Regions from separate parts of the Homo sapiens genome. Here region 1 is linked to region 2. A link is a contact called in ENCODE Hi-C or POLR2A ChIA-PET data. All regions are on one chromosome and are shown on one strand. Each heading gives the region's core, a stretch centred on a gene start or an enhancer-like site at or near the end of the contact. The rest is flanking DNA. Distances are from core to core; before and after follow the strand shown.

Region 1 (4,776 bases), core at 152-2,651, 280 kb before region 2:
ACGCATAAAACCAAGCTTAGCTGGACCTGGTGGTGTGGTCCTGTCATCCCAGCTACTTAGGAGGCCAAGGTTGGGGGATCCCTTGAGCCTGGAAGGTTGATGCTGCAGCCTTAATTGTGCCGTTGCACTCCAGCCTGGGTGACAGAGTGAGACCTTGTCTCTAAAAAATTAAATATAAGCAAATAAAAATGCAGTTATTAGATAAATAAATGGGAAGACACATTATTGTCAAGACACAGACCACACTTGCCTATTTCATAAAATTCCTTTAGTTGCTGCTCCCCCAACTGCATTAATATGTGTGATGTCACTTTCCAAAACTGTGTAAAACACATAAATAATTCTGATTATAAAATCAATTTCTCTCCATGTGAGGTCAGACAGACACCGTCTACAATTCTGTTTCTCAAGAGTTGCCCGGGAACTAGTACATTATCATTCAGTTAGTAAAGCAACCATGACAACGGTTTCAAGATGGAAGGTGTTAAGAAAGTACTAATTATTAGAACATTTAAAAAATTGTATTCAGATTTCAGCAGTGGCTCAATACGTGTGGTCCCCAGACCAGTAGCATCAGCATCACCTGGGAACTTGGCAGAAATGCAGATTCTGGAGCCTCACGCCAGACCTCCAGCCTTAGCAACTCTGGGGGTGGGGCCCAGCCATCTGCATCTTAATGAAGTCCTCAAAGTGAGGCTGCCCAGCTCTAAGACCGAGGGCCAGGGATTTACACTTGGCCTTTCTGCTTAGCGGTCCAAGAACCTCACCCGGGGGCATCACCTGGGGACAATTTAGAAGTGCAGACTTTTGGGCTGCACCCCAGAGCCACTGAATGTGAACCCGCCCCTAGCCTAACACGACCCCCAGAGAATTCACGTCTGAAAAGCCTTGGTCTGTATTACGATCTCTGCATGAGGTAAGAAGGACTTCTTCTCCAGTTAGGTTAAAAAAACTGGCTACCTAAGTGGAGAAGCGGTGAAATTGTTTTAAAACATCCAACCCACTGAGCCCAATGCACCACAAACTGCTTGCTTATCACGCTCGAGCAATGACAGGGCTCGGTGGCAGGCGGGGTAAAAAGGGGGGACCTGGACCAGGACACTCAGGGACCAGCGCTCTGCTTGCCAGGTGGGTCCCCAGGAACAGGTGTGACTGGTGGGAAGGGTCGCGAAGGGGGGCGATCTTTCTGCGCAGGGGAGGGAAATGAAAGGAACGGGAAGGGGACGGCTGGGTGCGAGGCCCGGGATGTTCCGGGGAGCGCTGCCGGGTGCCAGGGAGCAGCCCCTCCCCGGGGGGAGGCCCGAGGGCAGGGGTCGGGGGCGGGGAGGGAGGTGGGCCCCAGACCGGCGCGGGGGCGGGCGGCTCCGCTGCACCCCGCCCCCGGCCCGCCCCTCCGCGGCGCCATTTTGCAGGCGGCTGTCGCGGGGACCGGAGGCGGAGGCTGCAGCGGGCACTGCGGCGCCGAGGCGCGGCGGCAGGACGGGAACCACGCGAGCTGCAGCCAGGTGAGAGCCCGGCCGCCGCGCCCCCTGCCCGGCCTGCGGGCCGCACCTGCCGGCGGGGCCGCGAGGTGCTCGCCGCGCCCACGAGGCCGGCCTGGCACGGCCCCCGCGCGCTGTCACCCACCGGCCCCGCGGCGCGGCCTGCGCGCCCCCACCCCGACCCATCTCCCGGGACCCCGCGCCCGCCGGCCACCCTGGCCCCGGGGCCCAAGATGCCCGGCGGCCCTCAGCTCCTGCCGTTCTGCCGGCCGGGCCGGGCCCCCGGGGTACCCACCCCTTCCCGCCACGGGAGCCACAGCGCGCTCGGGCCCTCAGGCCGCGCAGCGGGGAGGCAAATGGGGCGCCCCCAGAACCCCACTGGCTGCCGCCGCCTCCTCCCGGGCTCTGCGCCCGCGCGTCCTGGGGTCGCTTCCCTCGCCCCTCCCCCGGTGGTGCGCACGGGCATCGTCTCGCCCCCTGGAATTCAGGGGCATCAGGAGGGGCGGCAAGAGGGTGCCTTTTACATTCTTGCTTTCTTCCCTTCTACAAAGACTGCGCGAAGTAATTTTAGAAGCAGCTCCTCCGACCCCGGGGCCTTTCTGGCCTGTTCCCTGGGGGGTCGCGAGTCCCCCTCCTTGCCACCTTTCGGGGGGAAAAAATGACATTTCGAGTGTGACTACTTTAAGGCGCAGGATTTTCTCCTTCGTTTGGTCCTAGATGCCCCCCCTTGGATGGGTGGCTGATAGGATGTCGGCCTGCAGGCTGGGGGTTTAAGCGTGACTGATGGGAAATTATCGATTGTCAGGGCAAAGGGTAAATGAGGGCAACTGCAGGTGGAAGAAAGTCACCCATAAGGGCTTTCTGGGTCTGCAGCGTTTGTAGTAGGTGCTACTTCTATTCTTGCAGTGCTGGGAGACGGGCGGGGGAAGATGCAGTCCCTGCTGACAATTGGGTCATCTGCGCGCAGAGAAGGCCCCGGGATGTGCGAGGACATGGGACTGGGAGTCCGGAGGCAGTCTGGTTTGAGCTGTCACTAATTGGCCATGTGACCTCCCTCAGCCGGCTTCGTCCTCTCTGAAGCAAAAGGCTGGAATTGGGGTGGCTGGAGCATTTTTATTTTATGCTTTTGTATTTGAATGCTGTTGGGTTTGGGCCTCACCGTTTCTGGTTGTCTACACCTGCCTTTTTCACCGTTGCAGGTGACGTTGCCTGCCTCCCCTGAAGGTGTTTGAACCTGGTGAGATGTATAAAGGGCCCTTTTCAGCTCAAAAAATCAGAATTCTGTGCTGGGTTATGGTTGGCTCTATCAGGGTCACTTATGAACGTATTACTACTGTTCTCTTTTCATTCATCCCCAATTTAATGGCTTTTGGGCACCAGTGGGTGTGCCCAGTGTAAGCTCTCATGGCACACCTGCTAGTTAAAGGGAGGCAGCAGGTGTGTCCAGCCTGTTCCATGTGACATCCTGAGCATGAGGTATCTGCTTTCTAGGCTATTTCCTTTGCCAAAATGGCAACCAGCTTCTTTCTTTTAATACCAAGGCATTTCTCTTTTGGTTTCTTTGCTTAGAGTGGAGGGTGATTTTTTAAGACAATAGGTATTTCAGGAACTTTTTATGTTGACAGTATTTTAGATGGTTGTCTGGCAGTTGTATTCTCTGACTGTGGCACGGTCAATTAAGTCAATTAAGTTTAAACATCTGTTGACATGTTTAAAAAATGCCTATTGAAGTACCTGGGCCGGGTGTTGTGGTTCACACCTGTAATCCCAGCACTTTGGGAGGCTGAGGTGGGAGGATTGTTTGAGGCCAAGAGTTCAAGACCAGCCTAGGCAACCCAGCAAGACTCCTGTTTCTATAAAAAAAAAAAAAAAATAGCTGAGTATGGCGGCCAGCTTAAAAAAAACCAGTACCTGGCTAGAAAAATGTAGATGGTTTTGCTAGGTTTCATGCCATACTATCTATCTCATTGATGGAGCAAACTCTAGTCTATGTAGCATTGCAGAAGTGAGTCATGTGTCCCGGGGCAGGCAAGCACATGTAGCCACCCACTGAGTAGTCTGTCCATCTGTGTCTGCCCATCCATCCATCCACTTGGTGACCAGGTTCTGTTGAACAGATCGTTGTTGAATAAACTGTGTCTTTTGCCCTCACAGAGCCTAAGGTCTAGTTTGTGGGGTGTTTGAAATCCCGAATTGGCTATTGTTGTCCTCTTCAGTGTCTCTAAAGACAAACCAGGGATCTATTTGGGGACCTATATTCTGGTACCACTGGTAGCTTGAGGAATTTTCCCATTTTGGTTAAGGTAATTAAAAGCAGTAGGCCGGGGCTGGGCATGGTGGCTCATGCCTGTAATCGCAGCACTTTGGGAGGCTGAGGCGGGCAGGTCGCTTGAGCTCAGGAGTTCGAGAGCAGCCTGGCCACCATGGTGAAACCTCGTCTCTACTAAAAATACAAAAGTTAGCCGGGCATGGTGGCGCATGCCTGTATTTCCGGCTACTCAGGAGGCTGAGGCAGGAGAATCGCTTGAACCTGGGAGGTGGAGTTTGCAGTGAGTCGAGATCGTGCCACTGCACTCCAGCCTGGGTGACAGAGTGAGACTGTCTCCTAAAAAAAAAAAAAAAAAGATCAACAGTAATGATTTGAAATTATATGGTGCTTTGTACATGTAAATTGAAGCTTTTTAAAAACGTATTTATATTTAATCCTCTTAGGCTTTTTAAATTTAAACATCTTACAGTCCTTCCTGAACCGTTTCCTGGCCTTGCCCATAAAACTCTCACACACCAGTCTGTTGGTTCCCAGTGCCCAGTAACCTCACCTCATTAATTCATTTTCATGCCCTGCTATTCCTCCAGTTGTTCTCTGGGCTTGCTTTTATTCTTTCTGTAGGGAACCATCCTCCTCCAGGTTAAGCTGTGCATTGCAGCCTCTAGGTTGAAACGAGCCCTTTGTGCGCTATGCCGTTCTTCTCATTTTCTCTGTGGCTTTGCTATTTTGAACCTGTTATTTCGTCACAGGTTCTAGGTTCTTGGCTCTCCTGTAATTGAGGTCTGCTTTCAGCTTGCACCTTTCATAGGCCTTTCATACATTTATTACATTGAGTGCCTGATCTGTGCTGGGTAATATTCTTGGTGCTTGGGATGCTGCAGGGAGATTCCCAGCCCACATGGAGCCCACACTGTAGGGATGTGGACAATGAGATCTGGTTCTGTGAAGAGGAATCTGACAAGGCTCGGGGGATTAAGTGTGGGGATGGGAGTTGATATTTTTGGAAGGGTAGACAGGGAGGAAGGT
Region 2 (4,359 bases), core at 1,827-4,326:
AATGCTTGAGGGAGCAGAGCTCCTGGACCAGCCGCCAGAGCACCTGCTGGTGGAGCTTGTTGTCTGGCTTCTGGAACTCCCCCTGGTTCGCCGCCTGGGTGGCATTGATGCAGCCGGTGACAAATGCCTCCTTGGTCACATTAGCCTCAGAGCAGCCGTTGTAGTGGATGCCATCGGGGAACTGCCAGTAGTTGGCCTCGTAGTACCTGTTGCCCTCGGCTCCGAAGTCAATGTCGAGCTTGCGGCCTTGCTTGATGAAGGCTCCCGGGCGGTTCTCAGCCACCTGGGCCTCAGTGATCTGGGCAGTGCTGGGCAGGGCCTTCCGGTTCCACTTGATTCTGTGCTTGATGCCCCTCGTCTGGACCGCAGAGAGGTGGCTGAAGAGCAGCATGCAGACAGTGGCCAGCCACCACCAGCTCAGGTGCTTCCTCATCGCGTCAGAACCTGCCAGAGAAACGGCGGTGGGTCAGCTCCCCACCAGGCCTGCCTGGGCTCCCCTGCCCCCTCCCAAGTGCAGGAGATTTTAAGGAAGGAATCGCATCCTTGTGCTATTTATGTGGTCTCAAAAGCATAATTGTTTCCCCATGTTTGGGTTGTGCAGGGTTAACTCAAACACCGAGCTCCTTTGCTATTGCTAGGATTACATTCACTCAGGGCTCTGGTCCCGGTTTCCGAGACAGGTAAGAATGGCAAAGGGCAATTATAGTGGCTTTGAATACGCATGGGAAAATAAAGGAGTGGTGACTTAATACATGTAGGTTTTCTTTGATACTCCCAAGTCTTTCAAATCAAGAAATCCCTGGGAGGAAAATACAATAGAAGAGTTGGAATCAAATGCTGGTGGGCATGGACTATATGTGTGTGTGTGTGTGTGTGTGTATACACGTATATATATACACATATATATGTATATATACACGTATATACACACACATATATACATATATACACACATATATGTATATATACACACATATATATATACGTATATGTACAGACACACACACATACACACACACACACACACACACACACACACACACACATATTTTAGAGACAGGATCTCACTCTGTTGCCCAGGCTGGAGTGCAGTGGCATGATCATAGCTCATTGCAGCCCTGAACTCCTGGGCTCAAGCAATCCTCTTGCCTCAGCCTCCGGAGTAGCTGGGACTACAGGCACACACTACCACACCCAGCTAATTTTTAAATACATGTTGTAGAAACGGGGTCTCACTATGTTGCCCAGGCTCAAGTGATCCTCCCACCTCAGCCTCCCAAAGTGCTGAGATTACAGGCACGAGCCACTGTGCCGACTTTAGATTGTACTTTCAATCTCCCCTCTTTGTTCTTTATTGCTCTGAGCTGGCACTGTCTTGGGGGCATTCTGCCATCCATTCTGAGGAATTCACTGGCTGCTGATCCTAAAGGGCTTTGCAGTAATGAGAGAGAGAGGAGGAGGAAGGAAGGGAAAGATGGAAACGTAGCAAAGGGACCCCTGCCTCCCCTATGTCCAGGGGTCAAGTGTGCTCCAGGCATCCTTTCCAATCTCACCCCTGGGGGACAGTGTGACCATCTGCTTATCCTACTGGCTTTTTATTGCATACTTTCTTCATGCCTGCCACCGTGTTAAGCTCTTCTCTGACATTGCCTAACTTAATTCTCACATAGAGTAGGTACATTATTATCCCCATGTTATAAATGTTGTCCTGGGATTCAGAGAAGTTAAGTAATTTGCCCAAGGCTGCACAGCGGGGAGGTGGCAGACCTGCACTGGGCTCTGTCTAATGCTGCACTGCATGTGTCCACTAGCCATGCCCCACTGCCCATCTGGGTTTCAGGAGAAGACAGTGCTCACACACTGTGCTTTTCACTCACTGGGTATGATGCCCCCTGAGCTGGGCAAAGGGCAAAGGGCAGGGCCCTTGAGGAATTTCGGAGAAAACGAGATGAAAGGGAAGACAGGAGGGCCTGGGGGAACACCAGGAGGGTCCCGGGTCAAGGTGGCCCTGGGACATCCGAAGGGCTGCCACTGATGTCATGGAAAAGCCCCTCACCCCACACCTTAAGGTTGCCTGTCACATTCGGCTCCTGAATCTACAATAGCCATCAAGGAAATCCACTTCCCAAGGCCGACTGTCAGGGCATTCTAGCACCTGGGTCTTTGCCTGTGTGGATTAGGGAAATGGAAGGAGTTCCCATACCGGAGCTTGCCTAAGCTGTCTCCTAGGCAAAGACTTACTGTGAGGCCATGGGGCCCCAGAGCTGGAGGAGGCTGACAGGGAGCTTGTTTCGCCCCTCACACACCCTCCACCACCCTGCTGCAGCTTCCCTAAAAGTGGCTAATGTTCCTCTGATAAAATGTTCAACTCTGATGCCACATTGCTCCTTATATTAAAAAAAAAAGGCAAAACACAGCTGAAGTGATCTCTAGAAGCACATCCAGTCATCTCTAGAAGCCTGCAAAGAGGCCTCACTGACCTTTCCTTGCTTGTAGACATCGCCTCGTCTTTGTCCCAGGGTGGCTATGAGCATCTGGACCCCCTCACCCCACTCTCTCTGCCTCCTGAGCACAGTGAACTCAGACTGACTTTCTCCAAAGAGATCCAAGCATGAAGCAAATATTCATTAGTCTCCTAAATAGGGCCATACTCCACATCATTCCTTTTTTAAGGAGAAATCTTAAATAAGATTAATGGCATAATAGATCATTTCAGGTGAGTCAAATAAAAAAAATAAAAGCACAGCATTCTTGAGAAAGAGATTAGTTTTCATAGGCAGAAGCTTAAAGGCAAAACAAAATCCCAACCCACAAACCCTAAAGTAGCATTTTATTATAGCACCAACTTAGAGAAAGGCAAGCCCAGTGATGACTGGGTATCCTCGCAAGTCTACCCTGAACTTGGGACCCATCCCCAGGTGTGGGAGTAAAGAAATCATTGCATGATTTTCAATCTGGGATCGAGCCTTGATAAGAAACCAGCAGTCCTGACCACAGAAGTGGCCCCCCACGTACCTTGGCTCTCTCTGGAGTGTGCCTCTGGAGCCTCGAGCTGCACAGTCCCCCAGCACACCCTCTTGGCAGCCAGGTCCGCCCAGCTATATAGGAGCTGCCGGGGGAGGTGGCATTCCTGCAGGTCTCCAAATAAGGCAGCCCTTCCCTCCCCGGCAGACCAATCAGGGCTTCCTGGACCACTCCTTCATCCTGAGAAGGATGGACCTTCTCATCACACTTTACTAAGGAAACCACGTGAAAATCTTGATGAAGTTCAGCAAGGCTTCAGAGGTGCCTTTTAGAATTGGAATGAGATGTGTTAGAAGGAAAATGCTTTTCCCATCAATATCTATGACAGATGTGGCTTCAACAAGCCTCGCTGGACATGCATAGTGTCCTGTACCTAAAGGCCGGCCTTGGACAGCAAAGCAGTCTTTGCTGACAGCCTCTGTGGGGAGGTTCAGCTCAAAAAGAGGGCAAGCGTTCACCTGGACCACCACGCCCTGAGGATGGGACCAACAGGGTGTGTGTGTGGTGGTGGGGGGGGGGGGCGCCGGGGGGCGGTTACACTTTCATCGGGTAGTGGGAAAACAGAACTGGTAGGTATGGGGTGGAAGACACGTGAGAAGACTTCCTGGCATGTTGGGCGAGGAATGCTTGAAGGACTGAATTAGCCCAAAGGCCAATAAGTTAAAGATCTGCGGGAACCCCGGGAGCAGAGACACATTGACACGCAGCCAGTCCCCTGGACAGGTGGTGCGGGCTGAGGGCGAGTTCTGCAGAGTGCCTTCTCCTCTACATGGTGTCCGAGCGCTGCGCAGAAGGGGCTGGAGGTGCATTCCTGGGCTTTCCAAAGCAAGAGACTCATTGGTATTGGGTGACCATTTTGGGCCTTATACAGAAGGGACTTGCTCAGGTGTCCCTGTTACAGTTAGTACTGCAAGGCAAAGTCAAAAGTGAATATGGGAGCAAGTATGGGGCCAGATTTTCCTGTAAACAGAATGCGATTTTTATGCTGAATGTGACCCCGTCAGTGTTCACGGTGGATTTGCGTCAGAGCAATTTTGCAAACCAAATTAAACGGTTGTTATCGAGAAGGACAGCAGATAGCGCCAGAGAGCTGACAAAGACCGCAGCCGGTCGGTGGGAAACCCGGGCTTCTGGGCTCTGGGTGGATTTGGGGCCTCCGGTTGGGCCTTTCTTTCTCCTCTGACTTTAACATTTGTTTCACTTCCCCACTTTTTTTTTTTTAAGAACTTTTCTATTTCCTTTCTAGAACCACAGACTTTTTGTGCTTCTGAATACACACAAAACAGAAACACAGTAGTGTAATCTTAGTACAGACTGTTTGCAAAATGGAGATGA

What was found. Hi-C counts contacts between places; a loop is a spot of excess contacts on that map. ChIA-PET counts read pairs that join two places held with the same protein, here RNA polymerase II (POLR2A). Pooled maps may share reads with other maps.
Region 1: a loop to region 2 is called in a pooled map, with 2.2 times the contacts of the local background. The contact joins the promoter of SLC23A2 here to the promoter of PRND in region 2. A Hi-C loop is called at or near these places in 1 of 168 maps with a recorded cell type or tissue (breast epithelium) and 1 of 50 pooled maps. POLR2A ChIA-PET finds 5 or more read pairs at or near these places in 1 of 52 experiments (naive thymus-derived CD8-positive, alpha-beta T cell).

Annotation. Positions count from the first base shown.
Region 1 is chr20:4,998,135-5,002,910 of GRCh38, reverse strand. It overlaps SLC23A2 (solute carrier family 23 member 2), which reads left to right and starts at 1,401. Exons shown (of 17, transcript NM_005116.6): 1 at 1,401-1,505. RefSeq lists enhancers at 1-71, 856-1,005, 3,913-4,413, a promoter at 1,314-1,512 and silencers at 1,296-1,535, 1,726-1,885.
Region 2 is chr20:4,720,626-4,724,984 of GRCh38, reverse strand. PRND (prion like protein doppel) reads right to left here and starts at 3,076. Exons shown (of 2, transcript NM_012409.4): 1 at 3,016-3,076; 2 at 1-444. The coding sequence starts at 433. RefSeq lists an enhancer at 4,154-4,359.